2 separate regions of the Mus musculus genome follow, and region 2 is linked to region 1. A link is a loop called in an ENCODE intact Hi-C map of the cell type or tissue named here. Cell type or tissue: heart. All regions are shown on one strand. Links, peaks and the distances in the headings refer to the core of each region. The heading gives the core; the rest is flanking DNA.

What was found. Hi-C counts contacts between places; a loop is a spot of excess contacts. Peaks named below come from ENCODE experiments on the same cell type or tissue, not always from the same donor. Only the 100,000 strongest peaks of a DNase experiment are listed, where the experiment ranks them.
Region 2: it touches region 1 in a loop (7-fold over the local background); 4 of 42 quality-filtered maps call a loop at or near these places.

Annotation. Positions count from the first base shown.
Region 1 is chr12:17,438,011-17,449,993 of GRCm38, forward strand. It overlaps Gm36752 (a long non-coding RNA gene), which reads left to right. Exons shown (of 3, transcript XR_381308.3): 2 at 5,546-5,700; 3 at 7,094-7,689. Among named protein-coding and RNA genes, the nearest start is that of Gm36752, 7.5 kb to the left of the region's middle. In heart, for the core only: no CTCF peak of the experiment used is centred there; a DNase peak (open chromatin) is centred at 6,601; H3K27ac peaks cover 1,489 bases.
Region 2 is chr12:17,384,985-17,396,967 of GRCm38, forward strand. The region is part of intron 13 of Nol10 (nucleolar protein 10); the gene reads left to right. Among named protein-coding and RNA genes, the nearest start is that of Mir3066, 36 kb to the left of the region's middle. In heart, for the core only: no CTCF peak of the experiment used is centred there; no DNase peak of the experiment used is centred there.

The sequences.
Region 1 (11,983 bases), core at 5,289-7,788:
CTCACCACAAGAGGAGCACTCATCACAAACAGAGCACTCATCACAAGCAGAGTACTCAACCACAGCAGAGCACTCACCACAAGAGGAGCACTCATCACAAACAGAGCACTCATCACAAGCAGAGTACTCAACCACAGCAGAGCACTCACCACAAGAGGAGCACTCATCACAAACAGAGCACTCATCACAAGCAGAGTACTCAACCACAGCAGAGCACTCACCACAAGAGGAGCACTCATCACAAACAGAACACTCATCACAAGCAGAGTGCTCACCACAAGCAGAGCACTCACCACAAGAGGAGCACTCATCACAAACAGAGCACTCATCACAAGCAGAGTGCTCACCACAAGCAGAGCACTCACCACAAGAGGAGCACTCATCACAAACAGAGCACTCATCACAAGCAGAGTGCTCACCACAAGCAGGTTTGCTGCTCTGAGCTCACAAAGCACCCAGAGAGACTGCTTACCGTGACTGGAGGACTATGCAGCCAGTAGAGGGGCTTGGGCTCATGTGTGTGGGACTTGGCCACATCTGCTATGCTCACTGAAAGGACGGAGAGCGCCCCAGTATGTCTGTGCCTACAGCACTCCAAGGGACACAGATCTGTGGGTAAATGTCCCCACTGCACCTTGGGAAGATCTAAGTGACACAAAGTGTTGGAGATTCAGAAACTCAGGCTTCACAGGTAAAAGAGAGAGACAGAGTAGATAGAGCTGGAGCCCAGTTGGCTGAGATGCTGCCTGGCACGTCTGTGAGGTGGCTGAATTCCAATGGGGGACAAAGAAATAATTGGCAGATAAATGGCAAAGCCGGGGTTTAAAAGCAGTGAGGCTAATTGGCAAGTCCTGGGGACCGGACAGAGCAATGGCAATAAAGCCCCTTGTGTGGTTAGGACCTACAGAGGAAGTATACTTCAGAGAGAACTGGCTGAGGCCAACACAGAACACTGAGGCTCCCTAACAGAACGTCCTGCAGAGGGAAGAAATAGAAGCAGAAGCAGGAGGCCTGGCCTGGGTGGGACTTCACTGGGGAGGTCAGATGTGGGGAGAGCCCCCTTTATTGGGGCACTAGCTGGTGAAGAGTCTCAAGCCTGGATTGTTCCAGTCCTGTGAGCTTCTCACCATGAAGGGAATGAGAGCAAGACACTTTTTGAAGAGTCACTGAAGACATTTCTGCTGAAAAATTGTGATTTCCCCTCAGGGGTTGGCTTTACAAGTGAAGAGCCATTGCCTTTAATGTAACTAAGCAGAGCTCCCTGTTAAAAGAGGTAAGGAGAGAGGCAGGGAATGTGTGTACCATGAGACTGCTATGGCTTGCACCCACATCTCCTCTGAGTGCCCACAGCCTGGGAGTTCTCAGGGCACATTCAGTGCATAGGGCACCATCCTAGAGTGGTCCACCCCACCCCACCCCTACTCTTTAACATCTTAGCTCCGCTCTTGACAGGCCTAGCTCTTGACTTAACCCTCACTTTAGCCACCCCCAGCAATGGCAGGTTCCCAGAAGAACACTGAGTGCTTGACTCCTGGCCAGGTGATACTAGGTGACCACGGTGATAATGGGCAAAGGCCAGGAGCAGAACATGTATGTCCCCTTCCTGGGGAGCGGAAGCCATCAACCTGCCTGAGTTAGGTGAGGGCTACCAACTATTCAGGCAAGGGTTCCCGGTAACCATGGCGATACCATTGGAAACGCTGCCATGCCATCCTGTGCCCTCACCCGCAGAACCCCAAGGACCGTGATGACCACACACACTCTAGGGCAATGAGCAGGTTTATACCAGGGTTTGCATTTAACTGAGGGGACAGAGGTAGCAGTGGGGTATATCAGAGGAGAAGAGATGGGATGCCCATCTGGATATTATTCTTATCCTTCCTGCCAGGGCCCCAGTCAGGCACATGACATCGGTGGACTTGGAAATATTGATAGAGAATGGAGCTGAGGAAGTGGGACAGTGAGAACGTTCCACAGGGCTTGGGGCAAAAGCTGTTGCTCCTGGTAGGCCTTCAGAGCTAAAGGCGCGTGCAGGGGAATCCCATGGGTGGATCTGTGGGTTTCTAGGCACTTGGGAAAAGAAAGAGGAGGCTGAAGCCCAAGCAAACACAACAGGATCCTCCCGGGGTCTTGATTTCATTGGGAGCAAAGGGAGTGAGCACCCTTTGGGGACTGAGTGGCCTCCAATCTGCTCTATTCTGGTACCGTTTTTAAATTTTAATTAATTAATTAATTGCCCAGAAAGCAAGCTAGGAGACCCCAGGCTTCCTGCCAGCTGCAGCCTTTTCCTGTAGAAGCCCTGGAGGCACTGGGCCCCAGATCTGGAGTGTGGCCGGCTCCTCCCGGATGTATTTGTAGAAGTGCTCGCCAGCACGCCCCATTTGGAAATGTCTTAAGATAGGAAACACAGTTGTCCCCGATGAGCAGGCTAGGTGACAGGGGAGGCTGCAAAACAAAATCATTTCCTCTGAGGATGCCAAGTTGAGGGGGGGAGGTCCTGCCGGTACTGCCTTTGCACATCCTGCAGTAATGACTCAACTTGAATTTCCCTTCTGGCTCTTAAGTGGTTTCCATGCAAAAGGCCAGTGCCCGAAGGAGTCACATCTGCAGGTCCAGGGAGAGCCAGGCAGCAGAGCCAGCCTCCCGCTCCACTGCCATACTCGTCTGTTTGGCACCTGGGCCCAGCTCCACTTCGCACGGTGAATCATGATGAAAACTTGAGAAAGGGTTTATTGGGGTCACTGTTAGGGAAGTCAGTGCATCGTGGAGGGGTACTCCTGAGGCACCAGATCCCATTGCATTTGCAGTCAAGCAGAGAGGTGGACGCTAGCACTCAGCTCTCCTTGTCCTTTGGATTCAGTGCAGGACCCCAGCCAGGGAATAGTGCTGCCCACAGTGTGGGTGCATCTTCCCACCACAACCATCCCATCTAGAAACTCTCTCAGGCATATGCAGAAGTCTCTCTCCTACATTCTAGACTCTCACATTGACAAAATAACCACCATTTGGGGTATGTGTCATACGACCTTTTAAACATTTTTTTAAAAGATTTTTAAAATGTTATATGTATGGGACTGGAGAGATGGCTCAGCACTTAGAGCACTGGCTGCTCTTCCAGAGGACCCAGGTTCTATTATCAGCACCCACATGGCAGCTCACAACTGTCTGTAACTCCAGTTCCAGAGAATCCGACACCATCATGCAGACATAAAGACATATATGCACAAAACCCCAATGCACATGAAATGAAAATAAATCTAAATTTGTGTGTGTGTGTGTGTGTGTGTGTGTGTATGTAAGTATGCATGTGTGCAGGTGCCTGAGGAGGCTAGAAGAGGGTTACTTGCAGTTGTGAGCTGCCCCATGTGGGTAATGAGAACTGAACTTGGGTCCTTCTGGAACACAAGCTCCTTTCACTGCAAAGCCATTGTCTCTAGCCCTTACTTGAACCCTCTTTTAAACATGAAATTCAGTGGCACTAAGTATGTGCCACTGTGTGGCATCTCCACTGTACTCCTCCAAAGCTTCGTTACTGCCCTGCTGACACCCTGTGCCCCTTGACTGCTAATCTGGCCAGCTGCTGTCGACCTTTGCTCTAGTTGCTGACTGTGAAGTTGCCTCATCGCATGGGCTCGTCCAGTCCTGACCTTTTGTGTCTAGCTCATTTCATTTACCATGTGGTGTTCAAGGTTGATCTCCGCGGTAGCATGCTAGCATGCCCCTCTTTCTTGTGACTGAGTAATAATCCTGTTTGCTCGAACACACCACATTCTGCCCATCTGTCCCTTTGTTACTGCAGAGACTGGCTCGATCCCGATCCCTGCTGTTTAGCATGCATTATGCAGCTGTGAACACTGTTCAACTATGTAAGGAGTTACAATGCCCCCCCCATCATTGTAAACAAAGATTTATTTAGTGTGCATGTCTGTGTGTCCATATATAGGTCAGAAGACATCTCCAAGGAGTTGATTCTCTTTTTTCACCTTAGGGGTCCTGGGAATCGATCTCAAGACACACTTGACAGCAAGCCCCTTTACCCACTGAGTCACCTTGTAGGCCCCTCCTGTATCTTTGATTTGCGTTTCCCTGTTGCTGCTCCACCTCTTTCTGGGTGTGTAGAGACCATCAGCAGCCACTCTCCAAGACCTTACCTGCTTTCTAGTTGGGTCCTATTATTTACTTACTTACTTACTTACTTACTTACTTACTTACTTACTTACTTATTTGTGTGTTTCTTTTGTTTTTTCAATGCAGGGTTTCTCTGTCTAGCCCTAGCTGTCCTGGAACTCACGCTGTAGATCAGGCTGGCCTAAAATTCAGAGATCCTCTTGCCTCTGCCTCTCCAGTGACAAGATTAAAGGTGTGTGAGCCATCACTTCCCGGTGGTCCATATTTTTATTATTGTTGTTGCCTTATGGAAGTTGTTAGCATTCCTTCTAGGCTCCACCCCACAGGTACCTGACAACAGTCAGGTATGCCTGACTTAGTATAAAAGGGGCTGCTTGCCCCCTCCTCACTCCTACTCTTTTACCTCTTTGTACCTTCTCTCCCCTTTCTCTCCACGTGTTCATGGCTGGACTCTCCTCCTCTCTCTCTCTTTCTCTCTCTCTCTCTCTCTCTCTGCCTTTCTCTGTCTCTACTCCCTCCTCAATCCCCCCACCTAAATAAACTCTATTCCATAGTATACCTTTCGTATACCTGGGGGTGGGGGAAGGGATGGATCAGCATGGGCCCACCGAAGCACTCCCTTCCACCTCACCATACCACCCTTCTACCAAACATATTCCTTGTTCTTTCTTTCTTTCTTTTTTTTTTTTTATAAAACACAGCAGAAGTTATTTACATACTCTGGACACTGTCCCCTGTTCTGGTATTTAATTTGTACCTGCACATGCATTTATAGCTGCAACAGGAAGTCAGATTTTCGGGAGTGGACTAGAAGGCTTCTTAGCCCCTTTCTGTCTCTAGTGTTTCTTGAAGGAATCCCCAGGGTACCCCATGATCAGTGTTCAGGTTCTTTGTATTTCAGGCAAACCGTCCAACAAGAACAGAGTAGAATCTAAAATGCAGATTTATTAGAGATGGGCATAGAATCAGAGAACGCAGTCCACAGAATGGGAGTGGACTCCAGTGGACAAGTGACTCAAGAGCCCCAGTCTGGGGTCCGGAGTCCGGAGGGTGGACCCTTCTTTGGCTGTTGGAGGTGATGGATTTTCACTGTTTTCTGGAGGAGGGTATTTAATCATTGTAGTGGCCTAGGGTAGTCTGAGTGACAGGTCGTTTGGGAGTCCTTGAGTTAACTTTTTTTGTTTGTTTGTTTGTTTGTTTGTTTGTTTGTTTGTTTTTCGAGACAGGGTTTCTCTGTATAGCCTTGGCTGTCCTGGAACTCACTTTGTAGACCAGGCTGGCCTCGAACTCAGAAATCCGCCTGCCTCTGCCTCCCAAGTGCTGGGATCAAAGGCGTGCGCCGCCACCGCCCGGCTTTGAGTTAACATTTTTATGCCTCATAGCCATGTGTTGCTAGTTCTCTCTTCCTGCCTCACAGGGAAGATAAATTCCCTCAATTCATGGGGTGGCTTGAAGACTAACTTGGGAATGGAAGGGGCAATGTCAGAGTCAAGCCCACCCAACTCTTCTGCATCTATAGTGAGCAACGTCTGCAGTGCAGTATCTGGAAGGACCGGTCCTGGCCGGCTGTATGTAAGTCTGAATTCTTCTCTCATATATTACATGCTAACAGCAACTGGACCTTTACAGAGACAGTCAAATCAAGATTCTGTGATTAAGGTGAACTACAACCCCATGTGCCTGGTATCCCAAAGGAAGTAAAATTTGAATACACACACACACACACACACACACACACACACACACACACACACACACACACACACACACGGAGGACACCGTATAGATGGTAGCAGAAACCAGAACAAGAAATCCATAAGCTCGAGTCATTGAATCACACCGGAGAGAGCTGGGGTAGACCCTTCCTGCTGGCCCGAGAAAGCGCCTGCCCGGAGAGAGCTGGGGTAGACCCTTCCTGCTGGCCCGAGAAAGCGCCTGCCCTGCCACATCAGAGCCCCTGGCTTCTAGCAGCATAATAAGCTGGTGTCCAAGCCATCCATTGTTAGAGACCCATTACAGCAGTGACAGTGGGCCCACCAGCATTCTAGAGACCCTAATCAGAGCACTCTACCCTGTCCACGCCCTTACAGGTCCCTATGGCATTTATTGCTACCCCCCCCCCCCTTGATCCCTCAAGGGTCAAGGGCAGAGAAAGGACTGGTCCTGTGAAGCTGAAGTTCCACCCTGTAAATCGGGCTGAAAAAGAATGTTCTGGAGAGGAGAAATCCAAGGGAGCGAGGCTGTGGGAGCACAAATGGCCCCTGAGGAGTCCAACAAGACTTGCTTGCTGGTGCATAGAGAGGTTGTATCCCGAGGGACTCAGTGTTCATGGTTTGCAGACGTGGCCTGCTGCCTGCCATGCCTCTCTTTCAGGGCCTGAAAGCGAGGTGGGATTATTGCTTCCTTGATGGCGAGGGTTAGGTTTCCTTCCTGTGACCAGCGCTCCTGGCCTAGCGGCTCCCTCCCTGGAAAAAAAGCTTCAGACACGTGTATCCTGGCCATCTGGGGCGAGCGTATTTCCTCTTGATTGTTTAAAGGAAAGTTCACGGGTAAATATGGAAAAAGCCAGCAGAGCCTGGGCAGGTCACCTGAAAGTGGAGCCTGCCTGAGAGTCTGGCGGCCCTGCTGCATCCCTAGCAGGTCCCAGCCCTTTATGCTTGGGGGCCACCTCATAGCAGTGACTACAGTTTCCAGTTTCCACATCCCACCTTTGCAGCAGGAGAGTCCAGAGAGCTATGGGGTCTGGTAGGACAAAGGGGAGTTTTCATTCCGGGTATGGGGCCTGCAACAATGTGTGCAAGTGGATTTCTGAGTTTGAGGCCAGCCTGATCTACAGAGTGAGTTGCAGGACAGCCACGGATATACAGAGAAACCCTGTCTCAAGGAGATAAGATGAGTTGTTCCTGATGGCACCAGCCACCCTTCCATTGTCCCCTCACAGCCTCACCTTCTCTTGTCCTTCAAGGTCCAACACGTGAACACCTTGCAGATCGCAAAGGCCTATTTGCCAACTGTCACTATCCCTTGGACTTAGAGTGACACTGGAATGGGAAACCACTCCTTAGGTCCTTCAGCTCCTTCCGGCCAGCACGAAGCAGGCTGTGTCTTGTTACCGTGAAGGAGTGTTAAGAGCACCCTGGAGACCAAGCTGAAGAAGGTGACAAGAGCCTATGCACAGATCTCCTCAAACAGCAGGTTTGGGGACAGAGGCCCTCACGGGTGGAGATTCTGAGAGTCCATGTGACAGAGCCTCACAGGCTAGTCTGCATTAGGCCTCTGTGTGTGGACCCAAGGACAGGGACGGACAGCTTCTGCCAGCTGCCTGTCATGCGCCCGTGTTTCCTTGTGTGTCCTATGGCACAAAGCTTACACCCTGGCTCTCCTCCCATCTCCCAACACACCCTGAGCAAAGACTGCCTCCGCTCTTTGTTGTGTTCAAGGAGACCTGAGCCAAAATGAAGCATCCCACATCTGGAAGCTGCTATTCCTTAAGAAGTGAGCGTCCTGCCAGACACTGGTGGTACACGCCTTTGACCCCAGCACTCAGGAGGCAGAAGCAAGAGGATCTCTGTGAGTTCAAGGCCAGTATGGTCTACAGAGCTAGTTCCTGGAAGCCAGGGCTACACAGAGAAACCCTGTGTACATGTGAGCTACCCACATGGCAGGTCACAATCATCTGAAACTCCAGTTGTAGGGGGATCCTAAGGACCCCTCTGTCCTCCGTGAGCACCATGCACTCACGTGGTCCGTAGACATACATGCCAGCAAACACCCATGCATATAAAGGAAATCTTTAGTAGGATATAAGGATCCTTTCTCATATCTCCTTTCTTCCCAGTGATCGGAACTTCAAGATCATGGGTCAAGGTCATAGATAGTGCCAGCAGCTGGACTGGGGCAGGACAAGAGCTGAGGGAACACAGCCAGAACTGAGAGGCTACAGACGAAATAGCCGCCTCCGCTCCCTCCTCCTCCTCCTCCTCCTCCTCCTCTTCCTCCTCCTTCCTTCTCTGTATGGCAAGGTCTCCTTGGCTCTGGGCTAGATTTGAACTTGCTATAGAGCTAAGAATGACCTTGAACTTCTGTCGCTCCTGCCTTCACATCTTTTTTTTGGGGGGGGGAGGTTGTTTGTCTGTTTGGTTTGGTTTTTGGTTTTTTGAAACAGGGTTTCTCTGTGTAGCCCTGGCTGTCCTGGAACTTACTCTGTAGACCAGGCTGGCCTCGAACTCAGAGATCCACCTGCCTCTGCCTCCCGAGTGTGGGATTAAAGGCGTGCGCCACCACTGCCCAGCATGCCTTCACATCTTAAGAGCTGCAAAATACAGTCTTCCACCATCATGCCTGGTTTTTTTTTTTTTTTTTTTTTTTGTATGTGGTGCTGAGAGTTAAACCCAGCTTCAGGCTTGCTACACAAGCCCTCTACCAACTGAACTATATCCCTCAACACAGTCCTAATCTCTCTCTCTCTCTCTCTCTCTCTCTCTCTCTCTTGGTTTTTCGAGACAGGGTTTCTCTGTGTAGCCCTGGCTGTCCTGGAACTCACTTTGTAGACCAGGCTGGCCTCGAACTCAGAAATCCGCCTGCCTCTGCCTCCCGAGTGCTGGGATATTCTCTTGAACACAAGATGACACTACTCGGGGATTTTCTGCCTGGAGACAGCCAGACCTAACCACTGTGGCTGGTTTTCCTTGAAGACAGTGCCTAGTGTTTCCTTTCCCTCCCTGTAGCATATAGTGTAGAGTCAGGGCTTTGGTTTGATTTAATGTATGCTTTTAAAATCTGAAGCATGACACAATTTGCATGACTTCCTGCTATCTCCAACAATCCTTCCATTTTCCTCCTGAAAATTGCCTTGAGACAGACAGTTCCTGACAGGCTCCCTTGGAGGGATGCAGAGCTCATTTCTGACCTAGTCCCTGCTGGTCAGGCTAAGCCCAAATGACCTCACTTCTTAGATCTAATCTTCCAGATGGAAAGGCCTGAGTGGGGGAGAGGGGCTGCATGGAGCACTGGCTACGTGTCAAAGGATCATTTGAGTGAGGCCCACACGTCAGTCTGGAGAGGGGGCAAAGAAAGGCTTCCTGGAAGGAAGGGCTGAGGTCAAGACAGAAGCACAGCCCACAGTGGACTGGACCTCCACACATGGGGTGGCTGCAGTCCTGAAGTCACTGAAGGCTGGAGGATGCCTGGGGCAGCCGACACTTGCTCTTGTGCAAGGCATTTACAGTGACAGGAATAAACAGGCCACTATCTATCAAGGCCATAGGGTCTAATCTAGAGGTGAAATACCTGGAGGATGTTTTTCTCCACTAGCTAGAATCTCACCCTGACTGGAGCTCTTTCTCCGGATGCTGGCGAGAGGTGAGGAAGTTGGAATGCTTTGGATTTCTCTATGTACACATTAGTATTAATCATATTTTTTTTATTATTTTTATTCATATGAGTATACTGAGCTGACTTCAGACACACAAGAAGACGGCATCAAATCCCATTACAGATGGTTGTGAACCACCCTGTGGTTGCTGGGAATTGAACTCAGGACCTCTGCAAGTCCAGTCAAATGCTCTTAACTGCTGAGCCAGCTCTCTTGTTCATATTTTTTAAAAGTTTGTTATTCCTTCCACTTAGAATCATGTAGACTTTCCAGTAACGAGGAAAATGTGACTCCTAGAGCCCATCCACTGTCTTCTCTGAGAATGGAACTCGACACCCTTGTGTTCATCAGACAAAATGTCACTGGAAAGAAACTCGAGTCACTTCAGGTCTTCCCACTAGAGCAAAATGTTCACATCAAAACAGGCATGAGATGGCTCTTTCCTTTGAACACAAAACTGTCCCAGCTCCCAACATGTCCCCCTTGTCATGTGACCAGGAGCCAAGCTCACTCCTGGTTTTCTTTCTTATGAAACTGAGACCTAGTGGTAGGGTGTGGGCTTGGGAGTTGGGTGATGGTGGCAGCCCATGAAGACCCATCAGTGCCCGGGAGAAGCAGTGTTGGGGGGAGTTGTGAGGGCAGGGCTGGAGATGATCTTACTTCTCTGAGTTTCTCTTATGGCTCCCTTATAAGAAGAGCCTGCTGCCTCGGAGCTCTGGGGTTACTTCCTGGTAACCTGCTGCCTCGGAGCTCTGGGGTTACTTCCTGGTAAGGAAAATCCAGATCCAGGTTTGGGGGGGGGGGAGTGTACCTTCTGCCATGCCATAAATCTTGGGGACCTGACTTCAGCAAACAGGTTCCCCAGGCAAAGCAGACCAGTGGGATATATGAACACATTCAGAAAGCGGGTAACCATTAAACAAGCTGGTTTGTGATTAGAGAGGGAAAGAGGTACCAACATCCATATAAGGCTGAATCTAAGGACCTGGGAACCTGCAGCTTCAACATCCAAAGACAGAAGATGGACATCCCAGATGAGCAGAGAGCATGTTTACCCTTGCTTGGCCTGTCTCTCTGTTGGTTGCTGCTCACCCATTCTGGTGAAGGTACAGCCCATTCAGTCAGTCTGTCTACTAATTTAAATGTTAGTTTCTTCTGGACACCTCTTCAAAGGCACACCAGAAATAATGTTCAATAGGCTATTTGAATCTCCCTTAGTCCAATCAAGTTGACCCATAAAATTAGCCATTATCATGACCCCAAGAAAGCCTCTAGCAGCAATATATATACTGTATATGATTCTTCCTACTTGGTCTCTATCAATTGCCCAAATGGCCACTGAACGGCCCAGAAGGAATTTGAAACCATGCCTATTAGTCCTCCAATCTGAACTGTATGTACTCCAGGCTTCAATGGTCTGGGCTGGCTAAATGGGCTGGCAGGCACTCTGTGTGCCTCAGAACTAACTAGGGTGTTAGAACTAAGGTCGCTCCTGTTCCTGCCCCTCATGTTTACCTACCAGCCATTGGCTGTGTAAAGTCTCATAGCTCAGCTGAGGTAAGCAAGAAGTGACACCAAGTTTTCATCCCAGGAGCTGGCATGTGACTGGGAAACAAACACATATGGAAGACGTACAGAGGCCCCAAGAGACAGAGAAAGCCACTCCAGGGACACAACTGTCATAGAGGAAATACTTCCTGCAGGAAACTGGGCCTGAGCTGAGCTGTAACACACAAGCAGGGCTTGAGAAGGTGGAGAACATTCCAGAAGGGAATAGTGGAATAAGCAAAGCTCAGAGGCAGGCATTTGCAAGGCATGATGGGGGGGAGGGGGAGATGGCCAGGAGTAGAAAAGCTTGTCGCACAGCCTGGAGGGAGATTTGTGGAACACAGAATTAAATACAGTTTAGCCTTTAAAAAGATGGAGATTCAGACACATACCATGGCTTCCCTTTGAAGACATTAGGCAAGGTGAAATAAGGTACACAAAAGGACAAAGAGGTACCTGAGGTCTCTAGAGTGGCCAGATGCATAAAGCCAGGAAGCTAAGTAGCAGTTGTCAGGGGCTGGTGGGAGGAGGGATGAGGACTTGGTATTGAATAGGTTTAGAGTGTGAGATGAGAATGAGAAAGTTCTGGAAATGGGTGTTGACCATGGCTGCACGACAATGAACTACACACTCACACACGGTGGGGGCGATGTAGGCTGTGGTTGCAGCTCAGGCGGTTGAGGCAGAGGGGCCATGGGTTTGAGGCCCTGTAGTGATAAGTTGCATGTGGCACATACATCTGCTGAAAGGCTAAGTGCCACAGACTGAGGACTTTGCACAGCAGGCCTTCTCAACACCTAATGTTTCCCAATAGCTGCTGTTTCATCAGCCACAGCTTTGCAGGTCTAGGAATCTGGGCAGGGCTCAGCAGGGATTCTTTGGTGCCAAGTGTCCTGGCTGGTTTTTACCTCAACTTGATACAGGCCAGAGTCA
Region 2 (11,983 bases), core at 3,963-6,462, 54 kb before region 1:
CTGATGTATGTCTGCTCTGGTCTCCTCAGCTCTTCCACTTGGATGTCTCAACTGCATGTCCTGTGTCCATGAGCGCTACCTCAGCAGTAGCCCTTTGCCTGCCCGTGCTTGGCTCACAGGCTTGCCTTGACCTCTTAATTCAGGTTTCTCCTTTTACTTTTGTCCCCCTTGCCATTTGCCTTTTGTGTTGTTGTTGGGTTGGGTTTTGTTGTTGTTGTTGTTGGGTTTGTTTGTTTGTTTGTTTGTTTGTTTAGCAAGGGTCTTCCTGTGCGATCCAGGCAGTTGTTACTACCTTGGCCTCTAGTGTTCTGGGATGTTGTGTTTGTTTGTTTGTTTGTTTGTTTGTTTGTTTGTTTGTTTAGCAAGGGTCTTCCTGTGCGATCCAGGCAGTTGTTACTACCTTGACCTCCAGTGTTTTGGGATCGTATTGCACGTTCCCATAGCTGGCTTTGCAGTCTGTTTTTCTTATAACATCTAGATTGACTTAAACAGTAAAAAATGCAAACAGAACAAGTATAAATCCTGTAATCTGCTTAAAACTGGTTACTAGTCCAGTAGCCAACCTATCCATTTGCCCAGAGTAATGTCCTAACTGCTCGCACAGTTATAGATGTTCTTTAAGGTAGACAGAAAAGGCTAGAGACCAGATTCCCTGCTGAAAACAGATCTTGGTAAGAACCATTTCTACTTATAGGGGTCACCAAATGGTCAGACCACATTGCCAGCTAAGCCAGCCATATATTAACCAAAATGAAATATTAGAGAGGAATTTGTTTTTTTGGGCAGGTGGTGGTTTCTGGTATGCTGGTTGGTTTGTTAGCTTGATACAAGCTAGAATAATCTGGGAAGCTGGAATCTTGATTGAGGTATTAATTGCCTTTATTGGGATGCCATAGGCAAGGTTGTGGGCATTTTCTTGATTACTGATTAATGTGTGGTGTGGGAGGGCCCAACCCACTCTGGGCAGTGGTGACCTAGGCAGGTGGTCCTGGGTGGTGTCAGAAAGCAAGGCATGGTGACACATGCCTTTAATCCCAGCACTTAGGAGGAAGAAGCAGACAGATTGATCTCTGTGAGTTCAAAGCTAATCTTGTTGAGTTTTAATCTAGCCAGTGATACATAGTGAAACCCTGCCCCAAAGGAAAGGAAGAAGGAAAGATGAGGGCAGGGTGTGAAGAAAGGAAGAAGGTAAGATGAGCAAGCCATGAGGGACAAGTCAGTAAACAGCAGTTCTCCATGGTTCCTGCCCTAACTTCACTCAGCCGTGGGCTGTGCTTGGGACGTGTAAGCCCAATGAATCCTTTTCTCCCCGACTTGCTTTCAGTGTTTATCATAGCAGTAGAAAGCAAACCAGGACACCCAGGGATTATCCCTAGGGCCCGTGCATGCTAGCCAAGCACTCTGCCATTGTGGTACATTCCCAGCTTTCTAAACAGAAAAACAAAGGTTAAGAACAAAAGAGCAGAATTCTGCTGCTTCTTGGCTTCATCTGTGGAAGCCAGGCCCCATGAAGCCTGGACAAGGAAAGTCTACTCATGTCTGTCTGTGGGGGCAAGAGACCTCCAAAACTGTTAAAGGATAACTTTTTTAAAAATCTGTAAGTTTGACTCTTACACATAGTACCAAAAAAAAATTGTGTTTTGTTTTGTTTTTTGTTTTTTTTTGGAAAATAACAACCTATTAATTAAGCAAGGGAAGGAGGCGTATTTCATAACCAGACCCTAAGAGAAGTATAGGAAGTTAGAAGTTCACATGGAATAAAGTTACATTGAGTGGAGATGCACAGAGGCACAGAGGAAGCTTGTCAGAAGGGGGGGACTGACCACCAGACAGCTTTTGGCATTCGTTTTGGGCAGCTCCTGGCTACCTGTGTCAGATCCCATCATACCAGAGTCAGACAGTCTTGATGCTGTACTGTATGAAGACCAGGGGCCTGTGAGGACCAGCTACCTGTTTTGTAAGGTTTCTACAGCTAGGACTTAATTCCAAAGGTCTGGTGGTGATTCTGAGTGTAGGACAGATTGGTTTCATCCTTTTCCTGGACGAAAGCCAAGGGTACGGAGCTTTTGCTGTATGTTTATCAACATTTCTGCAAAAGTTGCTTTGCATGTAAGGAATAATTGCTGCTGTGGTACATGTGTGAAAGGCCAGACAGGGTCTTTGCTTTTCTTCACGTATGGACCTGTGCTATTCACTGGAGTTTGTGGAAATTCTGTTGAGTCCCCTGCTGGATGAGCCCTGTGAAGTTGCTTCAGTGCAAGGCTCATCTTGAGCACTGACTTGATACTCCAGAGAGCTCCCTAGATGAGCTATCTATTGGCACAGTACCATGTGCTGAATTGTTGTTACTGTAGTGTGCACGTAAATTTTGGAAATGATTGATGCCATTTTCCTTTAAAAGGCTGATTGAATCTGAGAACTCTTGGATACAGTAACAAGTAGTTGTGTTAGAAATCTCTATTTTATAGGACTAGTAGCAACATATTCCTTTGGTTTGGGGGAAGTAGTGCTATAGGCCAAAAAAGAAAAAGGAAAAAAAAAAAAAAAAAACCAGCCCTATCCCCGAGGGACTCTGCCAGCAAGCAGAGGATATACAAGACAGAACACAAGCAAGACAAGTTTCTGCTGAATGCCTCCTTACTACAGGCATGTTGGGTGTGCTTTGAAGGGAGGAGGAAGCTTTTGAAGCCCAGAACAGAGAGCAGGAAGGAATCTTTGAGGTTGGCTAAGCCATCACCTTGATTTATAGCTGAGGCATGGGATTATTTGTTCAAGGTCAGATAACCGTTCGTTAGCAAAGCTGGAGCCAGGGTTTCTTTCCTTACTCTGTCTGTCTCGCCCAAGGTAAGGAAGGAGCTTAGGTTTCGGAGTAGGTAGAACTGAGTGAGTACTGGCCTCAACACTCACTCGCTGTCTTCTCAACCCCGTTTCCTGATCGGGGGAGAGCGGGGATCCCGCCAGAGCATGTGCACACCGTGTGAGCATTTTCAGTTAGGGCTTGTCTTTTGCTGCTCTCCAGGCACCTGTCTTGGACTAATCTTGACCTGGGAGAGCTTTTTCAGCAGAGAGTGGTGGCTTCTTCTTTCCTTCAGCTCTGATTGCCAGGTCCCTTCCCTTCTGCATCTAGGACAGAGCTAGTGATGTGTTGTTCTTGGGAGCTTGTAGGAGCAGCCATGCAGTTCTTTCTGTGGTGCTCTGTGGTTGATGAGCAGCAGCCCCAGGACAAATACTGTGGTTTCCCCACATTTTCACAGTGACAGCACATTGGGAGGGCTCTGGGCATGGCTCATCACTGGGTGCGCAACACCTGCTTGTTTAGTGTTGCTCCAACTGAGGGAATGCTCCAAAGGGTTTTTAAGGTTTGATTTGGTTTGGTTGTAGGACTGGGGATGGATGCTGGGCTCTTATGCATGCCCAGGAGCCTGCTACCTCTAAGCTGCAGCCCCAGTCCTTTTCACACTTCATTTTGAGATAAATTCCTACTAAGTGTCCAGCTTAGCTCTGCAGTTTAGCAATCAGTCTTGCTCTGTGGTTCAGGCTGGGCTTAATCTCAAGATTCTTCCTGCCTCAGTCAGCCAAGTGGCTGGCACAATAGTGTTGCTGGTCTTTGCTACTTTATAGATTCTTCTTTTTCTCACCCTCTATCTCCCCTCCTCATTTCACCTCCTATCACTAGATAGGAGTGAAAGAAGGATATGGGGAAGAGAGAAAGATAGAGATCTCTGAATCTAATTTCTATTTTCTTGTTTCTTCTTTGCTTGTAGCTGGTCTTTGCTACTTTGTGGGTTCTTCTTTTTCCCACCCTTTATTCCCCCCCCCCCCGGCCCCCAATCCTTGGTTTTACCCCCTATCACTGGATAGGAGAGAAAGGATAGAGAGACATAGTGAGAGAGCAAGTCATAGCTGCTACAAAGTAGCCTTCTATCCTCACTCCTGGGATTAAGAGAAAGCATTCTTACTATATTTCTGTGTTTTGTTTTGTTTTGTTTTGTTTTGTTTTGTTTTGTTTTAAGAAACCAAAATTCTAGAGTTCATTACACATAGGTCTGTGCTCCCAGAATTTTCTTTGTGAGACAGGGTCTTACTACACACCATAGCTCTAGAGCCTCCTGCCTCCACCTTCATCTTCCAAGTGTTGAGAGTACAAGGCATATGCTACCACATTGCCCATGACATTTTAAGTTAATTTTCTGTTCCATTTGATTATATTCAACTTGAATTTAAAACCTGCTGTCTGTGTAAGAATTTAAAACAATGAAATTGAAGCTAAGAAACATATAATGACCAAAATACAAAAAGGAGGGAAGTTTATAAGATATAGTTAGAAAATTTAGAATGGGCAATGAAGACCACATCTATAAAAAACAACAGAAGACTTTGTTCAGCTAATGAAGTCCAAGAGCCTTTGAGACACCTGTGTACATGGGATATATGACAGAGGGGACAGTGAGGGGTTCTCCTGAAAGTCTTTGTATTCATTGAGAAGTTTTTCTGGTAGTTATAGATTGGTGAAATTTAGAAGTTCAGGAATTATCAGGTATAACCATTCTCAGAAAGCATGTTTTCATGATGTAAGGAAAAGTGAGATCTTAAAGGCAGTGTGCGTAAGGTGAGGCAACACCAACAAACTGGACTAAAGCAGAGATCTGCCATCATTGAGTGTGTAGGAAGAGCCCTCGGGTGTGAGGACAGACACATCGAAGCTGCCAGAGCTAAGAGAAGTGGGATTTGAGTGAAAACATGGTGTACTCTGATTAAATTCAGATTTGAATTTAGAGACAGGTAGTTTGCAGATGTCATCAAAGGATGCTGCTTAATGTTCACCTACAGGAAGGGTGGAGAAGGAAGCTGGGTCTGGTGGGGGGGGGATTTGGAAGGATGTGGATATTGCAGATGCTAACTTAAGGGGGGCGAATGTGAGGCTAATGAGCAACACACTTCAAGTGAAGGAGTTGGAATCCAAGTTCTGAATGTTTTCACTAACTTCAACTAACAAAAGGAAAGGAGTGGTCTTCAGATTTCTTGTTTGTTTCTTTGTTGACTAACCCAAGCTCACAGCATTTCTTCCTAAATGAATTGTATCTGTAAATGAGTTTAAGTGTGAGCTTGTTCTCCAGGGCAATGCTCTTGTTTGGTACTGTTGTTCATTTATGTTTATATCTATGAAGTGAGAGGAAATACACAGTGTTAGATGGCAAGGTGTGCTGTTTTCAACTTTCCAAAGAGGAAATGAGAGCTTCCTATTCTAATCTAAACACTCTTGGGCAGTAACAGTATCTGTGACATTTTTCTTAACAGAGGAAACCCTCTCCACTTCCCATCACAATTATTGGGCAACAAAAATAGCAGACATACCTAAGGCATTAAAGTGTATAAATCAGGAAGTAATTTTCTGAGCATCCTGCCACATTTTCAAACATTGATTTCAGTTCTGGTTGGTTTAAAAATATGTAATTTACATGTGGAAATATTTGCTACACATATGGCATATGTGACATTATGTTAATGTATCAGATGATTCCTATTTTTTCTTAAGTGAGCACATGTCTAATGTTCTTTCTTGAAATGAATGACTTCCTGTCTGACAGTAGTTTGAGTCTGGTGATGACCCAAGCCTTACCTACCAGCTCTATTCTCCCATCTTGGGGCTTTCCTGGCTGATCTCTCTGTCATTCTTCTTTGGAAATGAATCCTATAAGCCAGTTTCCTGTGAGTGACGTCATTCAGATGGCAGCGGGAGAGCACGTGTTTGCACCGTGGCTGGAACTGCCTGAGGATGTCAGACTGAAGTCAAGACTTAGTCTCTTTGATTCATTTCCCCAGGAGCTGTATTTTCTTTTCTTAAAAATAGAAGGCAAAGGGCCAGAAATGTAGCTGAAAGGTGGAGATATTTGGGCTTACACAGAGCAAAGGGAGACAGCAATCGGATGTGTACTGTCTGTCTTCCTGTTGGCTGTGCTCCCGAAAATCTGACTTCTAGTCCCCTTAACACAGAATTATCCCCAGTGAGGGAGAAGCTGTGTGTGGCTTTGCTTTTTTATGTTTATTTATTTGTTTGTTTGTTTAAAATTTATTTATTTAAAAATTTAAAGGCAGAGGGTCTTGCTATGTAAGCTGACTGGCATTGAACTCCCTGGCCACTTACTTTCTTTGACATCAGGCCTCAGTTGTGTTGCCTAGGGTGATCTCAAACTCCAGCTCTAAAGCAATCCTCCTGTGTCAGTTTCCTCTGTATCTGTGACTAGAGGTACACACCCAGCTTAGTATGTTTTTACCTTCTTATGGAACACAGTGGTATTGTTGGCTGGGAATCAAGTGACAGGTCGGAAGTGAAGGAAAGGTCGGCGTGCCTGTCTGTTCCTTGCATGGCTGCCCATAACCATATGCCATCATTCACCTGCTCCTCACTACAGTTTCTAGACGGCTTTCTAGCTCACAACAGACCAGGGAGAAGGGCCTGCCTTCCTATCAGTAATCTGTACAGGGTGGCATATCTCTACACTGCTGAAGCCACGCTGACTTAACATCATCAGCCTGAGTCTACAACTTGCATTAGTGGCCACTCAAGGTGTTGTGCATTGGTGAATTTTCACAGATGACTGTGCCACTATATACCATGATGGTGTCCTATCAAAACCTGTTCCAGCCGGGCGTGGTGGCACATGCCTTTAATCCCAGCACTCAGGAGGCAGAGACAGATGAATTTCTGAGTTTGAGGCCAGCCTGGTCTACAGAGTGAGTTCCAGGACAGCCAGAGCTACACAGAGAAACCCTGTCTCGAAAATCCAAATACAAAAACAAAACAAAATAAAAAACCTATTCCTCCCTCTCTCAGCCTTGCAGGCCTCAGTAGATCCTGACCTCCTATTTGTCTTATAGGCTTGCCTTTTTTCTAGAATACACAGCTCTATCTATCTACTACATAGTCATTTCAGACTGACTTTTCCTATAGTAATCTGATTCAGGTTCCCGTATCCCTTCTTGCAGCCTACTTACTAGATTATTTCTATCTTTTATGTCAAGACTGACTGTGTAGATGTGCAACACTTTGTTATACCTGCTAACAAATTCCTTATTTACCCATTGCTGTGACAATAGGCTAGTCACATTGTGTCCATAGTCAGAGAGCAGATTGGGGTCTGCCCTGGTCCTTACTATACCCAGGGTTACCTGGGATGTGACCAGGATGCCTAAAGGACTGAGTTTTTCAGTTTTGTTCCATCTTAATTTTTCTTTAAATAGCCATATGTGGCTAGCAGTGACATGTTGGAATGTTGCACGGTGCATCTTAAATACCCCAGAGTCAGTCTTAGCTGTTAAGTCATGTAACTTAGACCACTTAGCTTCAGTCTTCATAAATGACAGCTCAAGTCAGATAAAGTTTTTGTAAACCTCTCTTAAAGGGTGCTGTACATTCTGAAAGGCCCGGATGGACCTGTGAGAGACTGCTTCAGTTCCGTTTCAGAAGTGGGTTTCTCCTCTTACGTTATTGGTATGCTTCCTTCCACCAGGCCACTGGTCCTCTTTCTTTGCTTTGGTTGTTAAGCACTGTGGGGCTAAATCTTTGCTTCACCCAGAACAGCTGCTTCCTAACAGATTGCATGGTTCTTCCCTGCCCAAGAGCTCTCTCCCTCTCCGCTTTTCCTCTTCCACCTTCTTCTCCACCTTCCTTCCCAGCACCCTTCTTTCTTTTTACTCTGAGATTATTTATTTATTTTTATGTAAAGCTTTCTTCACAGCCATGGTAATGGTTAGGTTTTTTGCATGGTGCTTGGACTCTATCTTGAGACATCACTAAAAAAGATTATTAGGACACACACTCTTCCCTTTTCACAGCTTTACACACACATTTACTATCTTCAGATCCTTGATATGGTCAGTGTGAGAGTCTTTGACCTCAGAGAGAAACGTGAGCATTGAAGTTGGCATTTTATCTGATTGAATCCAGATTGGTGGTTTTTGTTTTAGTTTGGAGGATTTTGTTTGTTTGTTTTCCATTTCTCCTTTGACTGCATTTGGGGATGTAGGAAGTCTTTTGCTGGGTTTGAAATGTCTCCTTCAGGATTTCCTAGTCCCCATGCATGCTCCCCTGGAGGTAACGAGGCAAGAGAGTTTTTGACCTTCCCAGGATAGCACTGTTAAAATGTACAACTCTGAGAAGACGTCGTAAGCCTTCTTACTAGTTTCTTCTCCCTTTGTTTGTGTGCTTCTCCTTCCCTGGGTGTTTTGTTTGTCGCAGCACCGTTGGCTTTGCTTAGACTTGAGGGGTGGTTCTGAAAGCACAGACAGTGCGCAGAAGGCTTACTAGCACGTCCTTTGCCAGCAGGACGTCAGGTAGAGCGGAAGCAACTGCTGTGCTGACAACCAAGGACAGCATCCTAAGCCATCCGGGATTCTTGGCAGCCTAAAACGGCAAAGCAAGACTCGCTTCCAGGTGCTTGATCAAAGAGAGAACTCCATTCTCCGCTGTCGAGTCGGCCTGGTGCCTCTCATGTCTGTGGGGCCTGTGAGGTTGAATTTAGCACTTAGGAAGGTATAAGAGGAAAAGGCTTTAAGCATAAAACATCACTCAGCAACTTGTTAATGCAGTCTTTGGGCACAAACCCTAGGAAATACTCTGCAATTCAAGTGCAGTATGATAGACATCAAATTGTAGTCTGTAGCTGAGATGCAAGGCCAGGTTCCTTGGGAAAGAGTAGATGGGAGACCTTAAAAAAATGTGCTTCTCATTTAGCCGACAGAAAATGAAACTGTGGTAACATTGCTCTACTTGTTTTGTTTTGTTTTGTTTCAATCAATGCTGAAGGAAAATGAAAGCTGAGGAGTTTTTATGTCATTTAATATGCCATTTGTGGGGCTGCAGGGGTGGCTTGGCAATTAAAAACCACACTGTTCTTCCAGAGGGCCTGAGTTTGATTTCCAGCACCCATGCAGCGCAGTCATGACCACCTGTAACGCAACGCTAGGGGCTCTGATTCTTTCTTCTTGCCTCGAAATGAATATGTCATCTATATTTTTAAATGTAAAACAAACAGATACGTTTCATTTTTACTTCATGAGTTGGGTTTAAACTCTCTCTCACTCACTCTCGCTCTGTGTGTGTGTGTGTCTGTCTGTCTGTCTGTCTCTGTCTCTCTCTCTCTCTTTCTCTTCTCATTTTGTTTTTTGAGACAGGGGTCTATTTAGTAGGCAGTCTTCTCAGGTGTGGGGTGTGGCCTTGACAGTACTCGGGTCTTTCTGACCTCTGTGGCTCAGCTTTGCAGGAATGGCTTCGGCAAGTTGGCTCCCAGAACCAACTTGTTACCTCCAACTCAATTTAATACCAAAATTTGGAAACAAATGAAAAGATATAAACATTGATAAAAATATAAGTTCCATGAAGCTGAGCACCTAATGCAGAAATTGTTTCCGTGATAATCTTGGCACATGCTCCCTAAGACTCCTGCCAGAAATGTTAACTGGATCTCATGAAGAACTGTCTGTATGATCTCATTATGAGGAGCATACTTCAGGACGGGAACCTGGACAATTCAGCTGGCCCCAGCCCCAGAGAATGTCCCCATCTGAAAGTCAGGAATGGTAGAGTTGAGTCTTCTAGATAAGTGCATCATGTGATCCTTAATTCAATGTTTAAAAAACAACTTTGTCAGAAACTCTGTCCTTTAAAGGATATAATCTAGTGGCTTCTCATGTACCCAGAATCATGTTGTCACCACCGTCTCACTCTCAGGTCCTTCACACCAAAAGGAAGCTCCCTGCCTGCCGCCTCTCTCCTCATCCCACCAGCCACTGTAGCGCTTGGGGCTGCTTCTGAGCATTGCATGTAAGTGGAATGCTCTGATAGCTGCTTCGGGGTTTCCCTGTGCTCAGGGTCCGGCTCTGCTCCCTTTCCCTTTGTACGGAGTGGTAGGTTTAGTTCACTCTGTGTGTACAGCACCCCTCCCCCATTGTCAGCTGCTGAGCATCTTTATGACTGCATGCAGGTAGCTGTGCCTAAGGCAGGTTCTGTCCATCCCCAGCACATACAAGGTATTTCTTACCCCGTGTGCCCCTCTCCCCATGTGCCCCTCACCTCCATTTTTGTTGTTGAAAGCTAGAAACTTTAAAGATAATGTGGAAATTATCGAACTCCGCTCCCCACATGCAGAGTTTGTTGTTTATGTAGTAAGACTTCTGGACTAACTATAAAGTCTGATTTCTTTGTTAAAGAGAGCCACAGAAATCTCGGTTTGCCTTGCTTAGTCGTCAGTTAATGACTGAACAGAGTTTCTTTAAATCCCTGGAATCGGCAAGTCTCTCCGCCTGTATCAGAGTGATCTTGTAAATGCAAGTCAGATCGTGTCAACCCTGTGCCTCGGCCCTCTGATGGATGGCCTCTGTTTCACTCAGTACAAGAGATCTGAGCAGCCTGTAAGATGGCCCCTTTTGCCTGTGCTGGGCAGGTCTTTTTGCCAACCTTACAGTTCTGAGTACGCTGCCTTTGCAGTTGGCAGATGTGCTCCGCAGTCTCTCCCTGTTGGGCCTCTGTCCAGTCACATTTCTCCTCCTGCCTTGCCCACAATGCCTGTTCACAGTAGAATCTGTTCCTCATGGTTCCTGGAGGGCTTAGCTTTACTCACTTTCTCTACAGTGGAAGGTGTCTTTGAATGACGGTCTTGGTTGGATAAGGGCATCTTTGGCAGTCCATTCTTGCTTAGAAATGAGGCAGTGGAGGCTGCCTATAGATCCTCTGTAAGAGTGGAGCAATGTGTTCCTGAGGACTCTGTGTGACCATGAGCAGGGGCTGTTCCTGGGCTCCCTGTGTGAGAGTGAGGCAGTGGACTGCTGCCTGGGAATCCCTTTGCACCTTGTCTTGTCCCCTGGACGTTTTCCTTTTGATCCTTTGAGCCACTGTTTCCAGACACCAGTGCCTCAGGACCTTTGGTTTTCTTCAGAGACTACTTCCTGGGTTCTTCCTGAGGTGCAAGCACAGCAGTGCCCACTTGGCCTCTGGTATTTAAGGGACCGGGACAAAGGATCTCAGGGCCTGACATTTGGACAGTTGTCATTTTAGCCCCACAGCTTGAGTCATTTCCACCTTTGTCCTTTCAGCCCCAAAGCCATGCAGTGCAGCTTGGGTTTACCAGAGATCTGTGTATTCTGTCTCCCTAGAGATGGTGGGAATTAGGTGTCCCCAGCCCTGTCACCCCCTTCCTCGTGCCATGCCTCCTCCTGTCTGCCCAGGCGCACCGTGAGGGACGGTCTCAGTCTTCCCGCTCTTGCCGCTGGCCTTCTGTCTGTGCGCTTGCTGACGAGGTGTGCTCCCTGCGCCACTGTGCCTCCTCTGTCCTAAAGTCCTTTTCATACGTGTTTACTGTCATTTTAACAAGGCTTAGGGGTAGGAGCTGCTGTTAGTAACTGACAGCTCCTTGTAATTCTTAATATTGGCTTTACTTTTGTATTTAACTGTTTGCTTGGGATGTCCAGTCTTCCTTGGCTCTTAAATGTAGACATGCTGTCTGCTCATTTGTACTGTCAGAGCCTTGCGTAGACCAGCCGACAGGGAGAGAGCACCATAAACAGGGTCTGTCTTATTTAGCCTTGTTTTTCCTATTTTTAGTATATAAACTATGTTTCTAAAGATTTATTTATTTAATTAATCTATATGTGTACACTGTAGCTGTACATCTGGTTGTGAGCCTTCATCTGGTTGTTGAGAATTGAAATTTTTTTTTAGGACCTCTGTTTGCTCCAGTCAGCCCACTCGCTTCAATCAACCCCTATCGCTCAATCCCTGCTTGCTCTGTCCCAAAGACTTATTTATTATTATACATAAGTACACTGTGGTCCCTGCTTGCTCTGTCCCAAAGATGTATTTATTATTATACATAAGTACACTGTGGCTGTCTTTGGACGTACCAGAAGAGGGTGTCAGGTCTCATTATGGGTAGTTGTGAACCACCATGTGGTTGCTGGGATTTGAACTCAGAACCTTCGGAAGAGC